2 separate regions of the Homo sapiens genome follow, and region 2 is linked to region 1. Evidence: chromatin loops called from intact Hi-C (ENCODE). Cell type or tissue: sigmoid colon. All regions are shown on one strand.

Evidence for each region. A loop is a pair of places that touch in the nucleus more often than their neighbours do. Peaks named below come from ENCODE experiments on the same cell type or tissue, not always from the same donor. Only the 100,000 strongest peaks of a DNase experiment are listed, where the experiment ranks them.
Region 2: it touches region 1 in a loop (2.5-fold over the local background); 3 of 110 quality-filtered maps call a loop at or near these places.

What each region holds. Positions count from the first base shown.
Region 1 is chr5:78,299,570-78,302,069 of GRCh38, forward strand. No RefSeq gene overlaps it. Among named protein-coding and RNA genes, the nearest start is that of AP3B1, 6.1 kb to the left of the region's middle. In sigmoid colon, a CTCF peak has its summit at 1,162; no DNase peak of the experiment used is centred here.
Region 2 is chr5:78,503,650-78,506,149 of GRCh38, forward strand. The region is part of intron 4 of LHFPL2 (LHFPL tetraspan subfamily member 2); the gene reads right to left. Among named protein-coding and RNA genes, the nearest start is that of LHFPL2, 140 kb to the right of the region's middle. RefSeq lists an enhancer at 1,221-1,729. In sigmoid colon, no CTCF peak of the experiment used is centred here; DNase peaks (open chromatin) are centred at 553 and 1,372; H3K27ac peaks cover 1,461 bases.

The DNA of each region.
Region 1 (2,500 bases):
TCACTGGATCATGGAGGTGGTTTCCCCCATGCTGTTCTCATGACAGTGAGTGAGTTCTCATGAGATCTGATGGTTTTATAAGGGGCTCTTACCCCTTCATTCTCTCTCTCTCCTGCCACCTTGTGAAGCAGGTGCCTTCTTTCCCCTCCACCATGATTGTAAGTTCCCTGAGGCCTCCCCAGCCATGCAGAACTGTGAGTCAATTAAATCTCTTTTCTTTACAAATTACCCAATCTAGGGTAGTATCTTTGTAGCAGTGTGAAAACAAAATAATACAGTAAATTGGTACCAGTAGAGTGGGGTACTGCTATAAAGACAAACTGAAAATGTGGAAGTGACTTTGAAACTAGGTAACAGGCAGAGGTTGGAGCAGTTTGGAGGGCTCAGAAGAAGACAGGAAGATATGGGAAAGTTTGGAACTTCCTAGAGATTTGTTGAATGGTTTTGACCAAAATGCCGATAGTGATGTGGACAATGAAGTCCAGGGTGAAGTGGTCTCAGATGGAGATGAGGAACTATATTAGTCTGTTCTCATGCTGCTAATAAAGACATACCTGAGACTGGGCAATTTATAAAGTAAAGATGTTTAATGAACTCACAATTCCTCATAGCTCAGGAGGCGTCATTCATGGCAGAAGACGAAGGAAGAGCAAAAGGACATCTTACGTGGTGGCAGACAAAAGAAAGCTCCTGCAGGGAAACTCCCCTTTATAAAACCATCAGATCTCTTGAGATTTATTCACTATCACCACAACAGCACAGGAAAAACCTGCCCCCATGATTCAATTACCTCCCACTGGGTCCCTCCCACAACACATGGGGATTATTATAATTCAAGATGAGATTTGGGTGGAGACACAGAGCCAAACCATATCAGGAATTTATTGGAAACTGGAGCAAAATCACTCTTACTATGCTTTAGCAAAGAGACCAGTGGCATTTTGCCCCTGCCATAGAGATGTGTGAAACTTTGAACTTGACAGAGATGATTAGGGTGTCTGACAGAAGAAATTTCTAAGCAGCAAAGTGTTCAAGAAGTGACAGAACATAAAAGTTTGGAAAATTTGCAGCGACACCATGTGGTAAAAAAGAAAAACCCATTTACTCATTTTCTGGGGAATAATTCAAGCTGCTGCAGAAATTTGCATAAGTAATGAGGGGCCAAAATGTTAATTGTTAAGACACTGGGGAAAATGTTTCCAGGGCATGTCAGAGGTCTTCACAGCAGCTCCTCCCATCACAGGCTCTGAGGCCCAGGAGGAAAAAATGGCCCCACTGCTCTGTGCAGCTTCAGGACTTAGTGCCCTGCTTCCCAGCCACTCTAGCTCTAGCCATGGCTAAAAGGAGCCAAGGAACAGTTCAGGCTGTTTCTTCAAAGGAAGTAAGCCCCAAGCCTTGGCAGCTTCCGTGTGGTGTTGGGCTTGTGGGTGCATAGAAGTCAAGAATTGAGGCCTTGGAACCTCTGCCTAGATTTCAGAGGATGTATGGAAATGCCTGGATGTCTATACAGAAGTCTGCTGCAGAGGCAGAGCCCTCATGGAGAATTTCTGCTAGGGCAGTACAGAAAGGAAATGTGGGGTTGGAGCCTACACACAGAGTACCCACTGGGGCATTGCCTAGTGGAGCTGTGAGAAGAAAGCCATCACCCTCCAGACCCCAGAATGATAGATCCACCTACAGCTTGCACCATGCACCTGGAAGAGCTGCAGGCACTCAATGCCAGCTGATGAAGGAGCTTCCCAAGGCCATGGGAGCCCACCCCTTGCATCAGCATGTCCTGGATGTGAGACTTGGAGTCAAAGGAGATTATTTTAGCGCTTTAAGATTTAATGGCTGCCCCACTGAATGTCGAACTTGCATGGGGCCTCCACTCCCTTTGTTTTTGATTTTACAGGCTCATAGGCAGAAAGAACTTGCCTTGTGTCAGATAAGACTTTGGACTTGGACTTTTGAGTTAATGCTGAAATGAGTTAAGACTTTGGTGGACTGTTGGGAAGGCATGATTGGGTTGAAATGTTAAAAAGACATAAGATTTGGGAAGGAGCAGGGCTGCAATGATATGGTTTGGCTCTGTGTCCCCACCCAAATCTCATCTTGAATTGCAATCTCCATAATCTCCATGTGTCGAGAGAGGGACCTGGTTAGAGGTGATTGGATCATCGGGGTGGTTTCCCCCATGCTGTTCTCATGATAGTGAGTGAGTTCTCACAAGATCTGATGGTTTTATAAGGGGCTCTTCCTCCTTCACTACCTCTCGCTCTCTCTCTCTCTCTCTCTCTCCTGCCACCTTGTGAAATAAGGTGCCTGCTTCCCCTTCAGCCATGATTGTAAGCTTCCTGAGGCCTCACCACCCATACAAAACTGTGAGTCATTTAAACCTCTTTTCTTTATTAATTACCCAGTCTCAGGTAGTATCTTTGTAGCAGTGTGAAAATGGACTAATACAGATATAGATAAATAGACAGATTACGTTAAAATACCTCCACAAAATATACAAAGT
Region 2 (2,500 bases), 200 kb after region 1:
ATCGAGCCATTGCACTCCAGCCTGGGCAATAAGAGCGAAACTCCATCTCAAAAACAAACAAACAAACACAGGTCCCCATCTCTAGAGATACTAAATTAATACCTGCTTGGTCCACTTGCTTTTCAGCAGTCATTTTTTTATTTATGATATGGTTGAATTCTTCATTCCCTTTATATATTATTTATTTTATATTTCTTTTGCTTCTCTATGGTACAGTTTGTGAAATGATGACTCTCTAATACAGCCTGGAAGCAGAACTCAGCAAGTTGTAGACCTGCGTCTACAGGTCTCTGCACATAGTAGGCATCCAATACAAGTGCCTAGGACTGAAATTGAATTCTGACCTACCTTCTCATAACATGTCTGCATTTTTTTTACTTTTTACCAAGGGACTACTAAAGGCTGATGAATTAGGAAATGTGTCCTATCAGTGGTATTTTAAAACTGATTCAGACACGGAACTGTTGGACCTGACTTCTGGTGGAGCATCATCTGTCTGGACAGCCAGAAACCAAGAGCCTCCCTTTGGCAGCCAGAAGTCCTCAGGGCCTTGTGCTCACCAGGAACAAAAGGAAGGGCTGTTCCCTCTACTCTCCCCATGCCTCTTTGAGGGTGTTCTGAAGGTGGGCAACCAAGGTCACACCACCCCAGAGAAAGCCCGGTGACTTTTTCAGGAGAAAAATTCTGAGGCAGGGCTCCATGTGTGCCAGGCATCTCCGTCCATCTCCCTATGCTTCCCAAGCCCCTGTTCTGATTTCTCTCCTCTCAGTGGCTGACCTTGTCTTTTGGGCCTGAGAGTGAATGAGTAGGGCATGAGATCAGTCATGGGGTTGGGCTATGGTCATAACCTTGATGCTTAAGGTGATTTTTTACCCTGTGTAAAAAGCAGTAAGAATACCAAATCCTGGAGAGTGATCAGCTGCATTTCGTATGCCCACCCATACTTCCATGCATCAGATTTATGACAAAAGCAATTATATAAGCAGCAAAGGCAAAACCCCCACGTGTCTGTCTCTGCTTTTCCTTTTATTGCTTTTTTTCATGTTGTCCTCTTTCACCCTCAATCATTGCTCACTTCCAAGAAGGCTGAGCCTGCATACACCAGGCCCTTCACCGCCACTGCCAGCGCCATTCCCACGACCACACACCCTTCACCCCAGCCCTGCAGAGGCAGGGTTCAGCCCCAGGGCAATCTATCTGGTCAGACTGGTGGGGCAGCTTGCTAAGGCTGTCCTGCTGGACTGAGACCCATGCAGGCAGAGGGCTGGAGGGAGTAGAGTGTGAGAGCCAGCCCAGCATAAAGGGAAGACTGGAAGATAGCAGGCAGCTGGCCGGTGGCTCATGCTTATGGCAGTCCCTGTGGAATAGGCCCAGCCAGCACAAGTGAGCCAAATCCTGAGCTCAGTTTAATGGCTTCGGTCCCAAACCTGAGTCACTGGGGATTCCATGGACTTCTAAGAGAGCCCTACACGCATTTCCAAAAACAAACTGCTTGATGTTGTCATGGAAAACCTGGATCTTTGCATTCTATGGTTTCACGATGGATTACATCCAGGTCACAACCTAAGGAAGACAGCTGGCAAAAAGCCAACCCTGCTGGCTGATCACCCGGCTTTTGTAATGAATCCCAGAGGGATGCAAACTGATGTGTGTTGCTGCCTCTGCCAAGTCCTTGGACAAGTTCTCACCTCATGAAGACTAATCAACCTGTGATTTACTCCGCCAGGAGAATCTCAGAAGCCACCTGCAATCAACACTCAACGGCTAGAAGCTGCCTCCAGAAAGAGAAGGAATGGAAAATGTGTGTGTCAGGGGAAGGGGAGGGGGAGGAAGGAGCTCTGTTTTCTTGTCAATTTGACTGCTCTCTCCTGCCTTTTAAAAAAATGATCTGAGGACACCCCTGGTTACACCAAAGCCACAGGACTGCTGTGCACCCTGAGCTCCAACACAGGCAGGCTCTTAAGGACAGGGAAGGCCCCTACACACTGTATTTGTGTTTGATTGGAACAGAGTAAGGTCAATTCTAAAAGCTACAAGATATCCCTGTTCCGTAGAATGCAACAAATCCGGGAAACAAATAATATACTAAAACTTGCCAAGAAAGCAGAAATACTTTGATAATGATTCTATAGCTACCATTTATTATTTACTGTGTGTTAAGCACTATGCTTAAGCCTTTCTCATATATTATCTAACTTAATCCTCAGAACAGTCCTGAGGTATAAACCTATTGTTATGCCCATTTTACAAGTGAGAAAACTATGGTTCAGAAAAGTGAGGCAAATTGGTCCGTGTTTCACAGGCACATTCAGGTGAGGCCTGAACCCTCATTACTGAGTGAGTGCTGAATGTCAAGGACATGTGCACAGTATTTAGAAAGTATCAGCCGGGTGTCCACCTAATGGTGCCCTGAAGGCAGATCCTGCTATCTGGATTCACATAACAGGCAATGATTATATTTCATTACTGCTTAAGTTAGCCCAGAGTTTGGGATTTCCAT